Linked DNA regions of Homo sapiens: all the other regions are linked to region 2. The links are chromatin contacts, found by Hi-C or POLR2A ChIA-PET in ENCODE. All regions are on one chromosome and are shown on one strand. The core of a region is the stretch at or near the end of the contact, and the rest is flanking DNA. Distances in the headings are between cores, read along the strand shown.

The links. Hi-C counts contacts between places; a loop is a spot of excess contacts on that map. ChIA-PET counts read pairs that join two places held with the same protein, here RNA polymerase II (POLR2A). Pooled maps may share reads with other maps.
Region 1: a loop to region 2 is called in a map with no recorded cell type, with 10 times the contacts of the local background. The contact joins two enhancer-like sites. A Hi-C loop is called at or near these places in 7 of 37 single-sample maps with no recorded cell type and 4 of 50 pooled maps. POLR2A ChIA-PET finds 5 or more read pairs at or near these places in 1 of 52 experiments (GM12878).
Region 3: a pooled map shows a loop between it and region 2 (6-fold over the local background). The contact joins two enhancer-like sites. A Hi-C loop is called at or near these places in 11 of 37 single-sample maps with no recorded cell type and 12 of 50 pooled maps. POLR2A ChIA-PET finds 5 or more read pairs at or near these places in 2 of 52 experiments (A673 and IMR-90).

Annotation. Positions count from the first base shown.
Region 1 is chr4:101,305,061-101,307,760 of GRCh38, reverse strand. The region is part of intron 1 of PPP3CA (protein phosphatase 3 catalytic subunit alpha); the gene reads left to right. Among named protein-coding and RNA genes, the nearest start is that of MIR1255A, 24 kb to the left of the region's middle. RefSeq lists an enhancer at 2,415-2,700. Within about 2 kb of position 1,445, at least 5 of the 41 ENCODE cell types and tissues checked have a DNase peak (open chromatin) inside an H3K27ac peak, as active enhancers do.
Region 2 is chr4:101,018,668-101,021,367 of GRCh38, reverse strand. No RefSeq gene overlaps it. Among named protein-coding and RNA genes, the nearest start is that of LINC01218, 140 kb to the right of the region's middle. Within about 2 kb of position 1,292, at least 12 of the 41 ENCODE cell types and tissues checked have a DNase peak (open chromatin) inside an H3K27ac peak, as active enhancers do.
Region 3 is chr4:101,278,281-101,280,980 of GRCh38, reverse strand. The region is part of intron 1 of PPP3CA (protein phosphatase 3 catalytic subunit alpha); the gene reads left to right. Among named protein-coding and RNA genes, the nearest start is that of MIR8066, 39 kb to the right of the region's middle. RefSeq lists an enhancer at 1,155-1,449. Within about 2 kb of position 1,285, at least 6 of the 41 ENCODE cell types and tissues checked have a DNase peak (open chromatin) inside an H3K27ac peak, as active enhancers do.

The DNA.
Region 1 (2,700 bases), core at 196-2,695, 290 kb before region 2:
TGGAGGAAGGCTTCACATACTAGGCACCAAGTGTTCCAAGTGTTGGCCACAAGTACATCTGGTAGATTTAGAAACATCCAAGAAAATTTCCACCAAAAACTGTTTTATACTTGACCATGTTTTAGTGTTTTTAACACTGGACTTATGACCAGTTGTAACTACATTTTATAGTAAGAATGGCAACCATTTGTTACATAATCAAGATAAGTAATTTGTTAAGCAAAAACTTTTTTAGGGAGTTACCTTCTTTATCTGTATATATTAGAGTTTGACTAATGAAGATTTATTTTCAGCTGATAAGGTCAGCCAACTATGGTGACGTATCTGATTTGCTAGGTTTTTGCTCTGCCAAACCACCTTCTCAGAATTGTTTCGAAGGTAAAAGCTCCCAAATACTTGACATATGGCAGCTATTCTCATTTCAACACATTCTGTGTTTCAGTTCCTGCAGACCAGGAAAACTTAATCTGTAATCACAAGTGGAGCTAGGGCAAACATATCTTACCCTCAGACATTCAGGTTTTCCACGTAAGGTAGGGTCATTTGTATAAATACACTGTACCAACAGAATCTGTTTTTTTTTTTTTTTTTTGGTTCAAAGTGAAATTAGTGCAGTGATTAATCCCATTTTAGAGTCTTTGTTCAGCATGATTGAAGTTTAATGTTTTTGCTAGGAAAAATTACTTGGTGTTTTGATAGAGCTGTAACACCTACAATACCACCAGTAGCATTGGTTCTTGAGAGGAGACATAGCATGCATTCCCTCAGATATAATCCTTCAATAAATACTACTGAAGCAGCTCTCTACCAGGAAGGAAAACAGCACTCATCCTCATCCTCCCGTGGACTCACTGTTTTTGTCTTGCCTATTCTGTGCTGTAATTCTCACATCTTAACTAAAGGAGCTACCACAACTAAACAAACAGACAAAAAAAAATCAGAGTATACCTTCACAAAATAAGCAGTCTATATGAAATAAGGGAGTTGCATTTGGTTTTTTTGTCAGTAAGTCTGTAATGCTCGATATATCAACTTTCAGAATTACAGTAAGTCAGAGCAAAGAGAATGAAATCTGTAGCTCAGCTTGTTTATTTTTTTGGTTTGCTTCTGCTGAATTTTGTTTCCCCCAAGTCAGAATACGAGTCTTTTTGTGTTCTCTCTCTTCTCTTATTCTTCCGAGAAGTGAAGGTGGTGGGTGTACAGCCCATATTTGTTTACTTTTTCTGTAGCTCATATATCTATTATTACTGGTGGTTTCTTAGTGGAAATTTTTCTTTCACTCTCACTTTGGCTTTACCTCCAAGTGCTTTCTTCTCTTGGCTGCAATTGAGCACTATAATTTGTGGCTTTCCGGAGGGGGAGCCTTGGTGGTCAGGTGGAGGAGGCAGGCCACATTCCAAAAGTGGAGTGGTAGGTGTTCCAGACAGAGTGCTGATTCAAGAGTGAGTAGGGGTGTAGGGTGAAAGTTGGCTACTAATTCAAGCCTCACCTGAGGCAGTGTTGCTCAAACAGAAAAGTGCCCTCTCTAATTAGCTGCCCCCATATGCGCTTAGATTAATGACAGCCAACTAACTTAGAAACCCCTTCCAGAGTAAGCTAGCCAAACAATAGATGTTCCATGGACATGACAAAGAGCTAATTTTCTTGTGCTAAGGAATTTTTAGCTCTTGTATTTGTGGTGGACTGCCTCATCACCTAATGAAGGTGAAGTACATTCTCCATTTTAGGAGGCAGAGTTAAAACATTTTCCTCCTGTGGATGTCTGATTAGAAAAAAAAAAAATCTCCTACTTCACTGTACCTTTCCAGCAAGTCTTATCCTCTCAAAGCACTGTGTAAAGCTTTGAAATTAACTGGTTCAGTGAGTAGATTATATTTTGGTACTTTCCTATTTGTCCTTAAAAACATTTTCTGACTGTTGGATGTAAAAGAAGATATTAATGAAAGGTTGAAACTTCATTATCATTGATTCTTTTTAAACACCCCCCTCCATAACCTGCTGTTTTCTGCATTTGAAATAGGAAGATTGTGACAAATGATTTCATTCTGAAATTGCTGTTGAATAGAAAGTTTTGATATTATAACTCTCATTCAATTCAAAGGATATAGATTTCATTTACCTTTATATAAAAAATGGTGATAGTCATTTTTCCTCCATATTTGTACTCTGAAAGAAATATATTCTAGGCTTTCTCATCAGTTAGCCTGGCCTTAAATGAAATCATGGAAACAAATAATTCACATCTTAAGTATTTTTTCAGTTTTCTAGAAAACTTTATGATTAAAAGTTGCTAAGTTCATTTCACATTTTTCCCAAGGTGTGAAATACAATTCTGTAAAGACATTTCCATAAACAATAATTTATGGGGTCACACTGTGTGGTACTTTCAAAGTTATGTGGAAAGTGTTTCTTTTGATCTCCTCTGAAACATGTGACTGAAAGAATAATACCTTTTGTGGTCTCAAATATTTCAGTTTTCAGTCGTGAACTTTAAAATTCACATGAGCAAAAAGAAACACCGCCTGAAAACCAGGCAGTTTTTCTTCCCTAGATGCCCAGAAACATTTTGAGCCATTCCAAACCACTGGGATCATTTGCTCTGATTTCAGATAAGCAGAATAAAATAAACAAACTCTTGCCCATGTGGGAAGTGGTTCTGCTGTCTCTTGTTCTAACCCTGCAAAGCCTGAATGTCTCCCC
Region 2 (2,700 bases), core at 43-2,542:
CTGCAGAGAGTCTTACAAGGTGGCATGTAAGTGTATTCACGATCTGATTCCTGCCAATCTCATCTACCCCAAACTTGACCCTGAGCTTCGGCCATAGTGGACTTCTCACAATGTTCGGAAGACACCAGGCTTCCTCAATTCTCTGGGTCTGTATTCATGCATCTTCTATGTGCAGATTTCAGATGTGTCTTAAATACTGGAATGAGTCATTTCCTCCTCTCTAAGCACACAGTATCCTGTACTACCTCCGTTTTGACACTTAATCCACTGCATGTAATTGTTTATTGTCTGTCTGGCACTGCAGTGAGCATTGTTGCTATCTTTGCATTCTTAGGATGAAACACTGCCTGGCATAGTGTTTCTTGGAAGAAGGGGAGGTAGGGAAGGAGAAATAAAATATTTTTTGGCATGACCTTATGGTGTGGGCACTCCCAGATTCCAAATGGCAAACCATTATTGAAGAGCAGCTGAAACACTTACCCCAGTTCAATGTTACCTGTTCTTTCTCGTAAGAATTTCCTGGTCCCCAAAGGTCTGGAGTGGAGCCTACATTTTAATAAGCATCCACCAAAATTCTTGTGGATCAGACAAGTTTGAGAAACCTAGTCCAATTTATTTCTAAAGCTAACTTAAATTTCAGTTCTATATTTTTATTTCTACAGATTTTCTAGCACAGGCAAATATTTTACTGCTTAACACGGCTGTTACACAAGATTATGTATGATTAATTTAATTTTCATTTATAGTTGTTTAATGGATATGAATTTACACAAAAATGTGGGAATTATTTAAGTATGTAATACAACATTCACAACTGAAAAGGTTATGAGAAGAAAGCGGTGGTTTTGTTGTTGTTGTTGTTGTTTTAGTGTATTAGACTTCACCCAGAAAAAGGAGATAAGTGGTGGTGGAGTATCTGGAGATTCCTGGTGAAGAATCAATGAAAAAAGTTGCCTGTGCCTTGAAGAGAATGGAATGCTTTCATATTGAAAAGATTGCTTATTTCACACCACCCTACCTTACCATAACAACCACACCCATTATCACCATCAGCTTGCCAGAATTTGCTCACAAAATGCCTTTTGAATATATATTCAACACTGTTTACCTTCCGGAAGTTTTACCATGAGTCATTCCTTTGAGTTCAAAACACCTTCTCTAAAAATCTTTTTTTTTTTTTTTTAAGATACAAATCAGAGAAGGAAACCACCAACCTTTGTCAGCTATTAACATCTTAGTAAAATTTAACTCATATGTTTCTGACAGGGCTAGTCACAGACTAATAAAGATAGCTGTGTTTATAGAGAAGGGAAGGCCACAGCTGGAGAATGTGAGAGTGCTTGGGGAGAGGACTACCACCTGATCAACTGGGTGCATTATTGTGTAGCTATTTCTACTAGGCCTGTGGCAGAGAAAGGAGTACAGTGAAATTCAAGACAAAAATCTAGTCTCTCACAATATGCAGTGGCAGTGAAAATAAATCAATGTGTGTGCCACATGTACTCACTTCTGTATAGGGTTCTTGACACCAGTCCTGGCCTACAGTTAGGCCTGGGTTGGAATTTTTATAGCTCTGATACTTATTAGATGTCTGTGTGAACTTGAGAAACTAAGCTTCTTTAAATCTCATTTTCTCCCTGGTGATATGAAGGCAATGACAGTAATTAGTTCATAAGCTTTTCACGGGTTTCAAAAGGGATGATGCAAATAAAGTAGTAGGCATGGTGCCTGGCAGAAAGTAGGCACTCAGTAAACTTCAGTTATTGTTGTATTCAGCAGCATGCAGAGTCAAATGAGTGCTTCAGATATTCCGTAGGTGAAGATTGTGTATGCGTGTGTGAGCACCTGTGAGTGTGGTGGGCGGCTGAGAAGGTAGGTGTAGTCAGAAAAACCTAGGCAAAGCTGACTTGGTTGGAATCTTCCTACCTAGAGGAAAGCTGGAGAGGCTGCAGAGGGGGCAGGCATAGAGGGGGCTCCAGTGTGAGAGGAAAAAGTGAGAGCAGAGGAAAAGATCCAGAAAAATAGTGATATGTTGACCACTTGGTGAAAGCAAAGGAGGGGTGGGGCACAAAAAGTGATGAGAATGAGAAGCTAAGATGGAGCCAAATCAGTGTTTGTATCAGGAGGTATTTCGGCTGCAAGTAACAAAATACCTAACTGGGTTCAAACCACAGAGACATTTACAATTCCCAGACAAGGACATCTGCGACTTCGAGGACCCAAGGTTAGTTTGGTGGCTCAACAGCATCACTAAGGACTGAGGCTGTTTCTATCCTTCTCACACTATTCTTCTATTGGCTTCCGTCCTTGTGGTTGCAAGGATGGTCACAGCTCCTGGCATCACTTCCTCATGCAACACTGTTTCACTACTGGAAAATACTACCAAAGTAGCCTATAAATAAGACGAAACTGAATTCATTGCTTACCACAGTAATGTAACCACTACCTTGACAGAGGCATAGTAAATCTAGATGGGGAGGACAAAAGAATAATACTTATGATATATTTCTTTCTTTTTCTTTTTCTTTTTTTTTTTTTTTTTTTGAGATGGAGTCTCACTCTGTCTCCCAGGCTGGAGTGCAGTGGCGTGATCTCGGCTCACTGCAACCTCCGCTCCCGGGTTCACACCATTCTCCTGCCTCAGCCTCCCGAGTAGCTGGGACTACAGGCGCCCGCTACCACGCCTGGCTAATTTTTTTT
Region 3 (2,700 bases), core at 36-2,535, 260 kb before region 2:
GTCATTTTTTTTTCCTATTTCTTCTTTGTTTCTCCAGTCTCTAACCATTTAACCATTGGAATGCCCCCTTCTCTTTTCTATATAATGCATTTGTGGAGTGAGCTCAAGCATTCTTCTTTTATGTATGACACTGATGGTTTCCAGTTTTTTTTTTTTTTTTTGAGACTGAGTCTGGCTCTGTCACCCAGGCTGGAGTGCAATGAGGTGATCTCAGCTCACTGCAGCCTCTGCCTCCTGGGTTCAAGTGATTCTCCAGCCTCAGCCTCCCAAGTAGCTGGAACTGCAGGTGCATGCCACCATGCCCGGCTAATTTTTGTATTTTTAGTAGAGATGGGGTTTCACTATGTTGGCTAGGCCGGTCTCGAACTCCTGACCTCAGGTGATCCACCCGCCTCGGCCTCCTACAGTGCTGGGATTACAGGCATGAGCCACCACACCTGGTCCGTTTCCAGTTTTTATCTACAGTTTGAATCTTTCCTCAGTGCCTCTAGTCTCATATATACAAAATACCTGCTTAACACTTTCACTTGCCTGTCTAAATTAACTTGTCCACACTCAGACTCTTGCTTTCCCTTGTTCTTTCTGAGCAGTAATGGTGGCCTTCTTGATATTTATTTAAAAAAGAAAACAGATTCACAGCTCAAGGCCTTTATATTTGCTATTACCTCTGTTTGCCATGCTTTTCTCCCAGATACCCACATGGCTTAGTCTCCCCACCTCCTTACGTCTGCTCAAATATCACTATTCTCAATCTGGCTACTTTTTCTTCTTAATTTTCTCTCTAATGCTTATTTGACATGCCGTATATTTGTCTGTTTATTGCTTTACATTCCAAGAATATATGCTCTAAGAGGGCAGTGACTTTTGTCCATTTTATTCGCTAATGTGTTCCCATTTCTTACTACAGTGCCTGGTCCATAGTAAGTGCTCAATTAATATACATTGAGGGAAAAGACTACATGAACATTACTACCACGATGATGTTATAGTTGATTTCAGTTCCAGGAACTGAAAATGTGAAAGTGCTTCCGTCAATTTCTCCTTTGAAACTTCACTTTAGATAACTTACTTCTTTAGTGAGAAACAGCAGCCCCTTATTCTTAAAGGAAGATTTCCATTGTGTGCCTTTTTCTTCTGCAGCTGTCTCTGAGCAAATTGCTCATTCTAGCTTCTTCTTGGAATGAGTCTCTTCTCTGAACTTCTCTTGGCTCTTCCCTCTTTCAGCTTGGCTTCTGTTCACGGAGCTTAGTTCTACTTCCTGACCTCACAGAGCTTGCCCTTTTTATAGTAAAAAGCCTGTGGTGATGTCATTGGCTCAGCTGGTTTCAATCAGGCTGCTCAGTTGAAGCTGATGAATGACTCTGCAAGTTATCTTTTGGAGGGCTGTACTTATTCTGATACAAAATACGCAGTTATATACAGCATTAACCATTTAGCAATTATCCCATGTGAGTCATGGGAATGCTTTTTCCCACTCTTTACTAACGGAAATTCTAATTGATCATTGGCTGCCCCACAAGCACAGCAGAGTCAGGTATCTGATGTTGGTCAACTGCTTACTGGCTCTTACTCTGCTTCTAACTCTCTAGGACCTCCTGCAGCCTTTCTCCTGCCTGTTACTTTATTCTGCTTTCTAAATGTCATTCCTTAGATCCTTAATTAAGCTACCCCAAACTTGTTTCTCACCTTGAACCTCTGCCTTACTGTTACTCATCCATTTGCTGCTCTTGGATCACACATTTTTTTTTGACCTTGCCATTTGTAAAATGTAATTGAATTGTGTGTGTGTGTGGCTACCCTTTTCTTTTTTAATTCTAGGCACTCATCTTTACTATTAATTCTGTAACAATTGCTATTTTTGACTTTAGAACATTGTCCTAACTTTTTTCAGTGAGAAGGTGATTGGTTTGTGATTTATTTCTGGTAATTTTATGCTTCTAAGTCTGATGCAAGACATTTTAATTACATTTTTTAGTTTGGAAGAGAAAGGCTTTATTGGGAAATTGATCGGTTTTCATAAAACAAATCTGTCATATTTAAAAATGGGCCTGCATAGAATATAGTGTGTATGAAAAGTGGTGGCTACAGAATCCTTGTAGTTAAAGCTCAGAAAGTTTTGATAGCCAGTGGCACAAAGGGGGCCAGATGTCCACGGGGGTGATTGTTTAAAGGGATGGTAGGGAAAATATAAAGTGAATGTGTAGAATGAAGGGGTGCTTATGACCAGGGTGAACTTCTAATTTATTGTGTAAATCAGGATGCTTTGAAGATAAAAGTTGTAACAGACATAAACTGGGACTGCCCACGCAAACCCTACCTATATATAACATTGCCGACACACCTCAGAATTATGGGTAGGCCTGGTTGGCCTTCATGATCAGTTGTTTTTCAGGACACAATGAAGTTAATATTCCACCTCTGTGGTATCCGCAGTCTGCTTTATAGCAGAGCAAGAGTCTCAGGAAACATAGTTTGAGAGCTCCAAGTTCAATATGGAGAGGTCTGTTTCTGAGCAGCAGCTATTTCTAAGCCACTGCAGCTGGGAAGGTGGTAGAGGGAGTGATGAGGAGGGGATCAGGTGTCTTTGGGGCAGTTAATGGACCTAATTCTGAGGGTTAGTGAGAGGCAAAATTTGGGGTAATGGGGTAATAGCAGAGGGCTGACAAATGACAGGTAGACTAAGCAATCTTTAAATAAAAT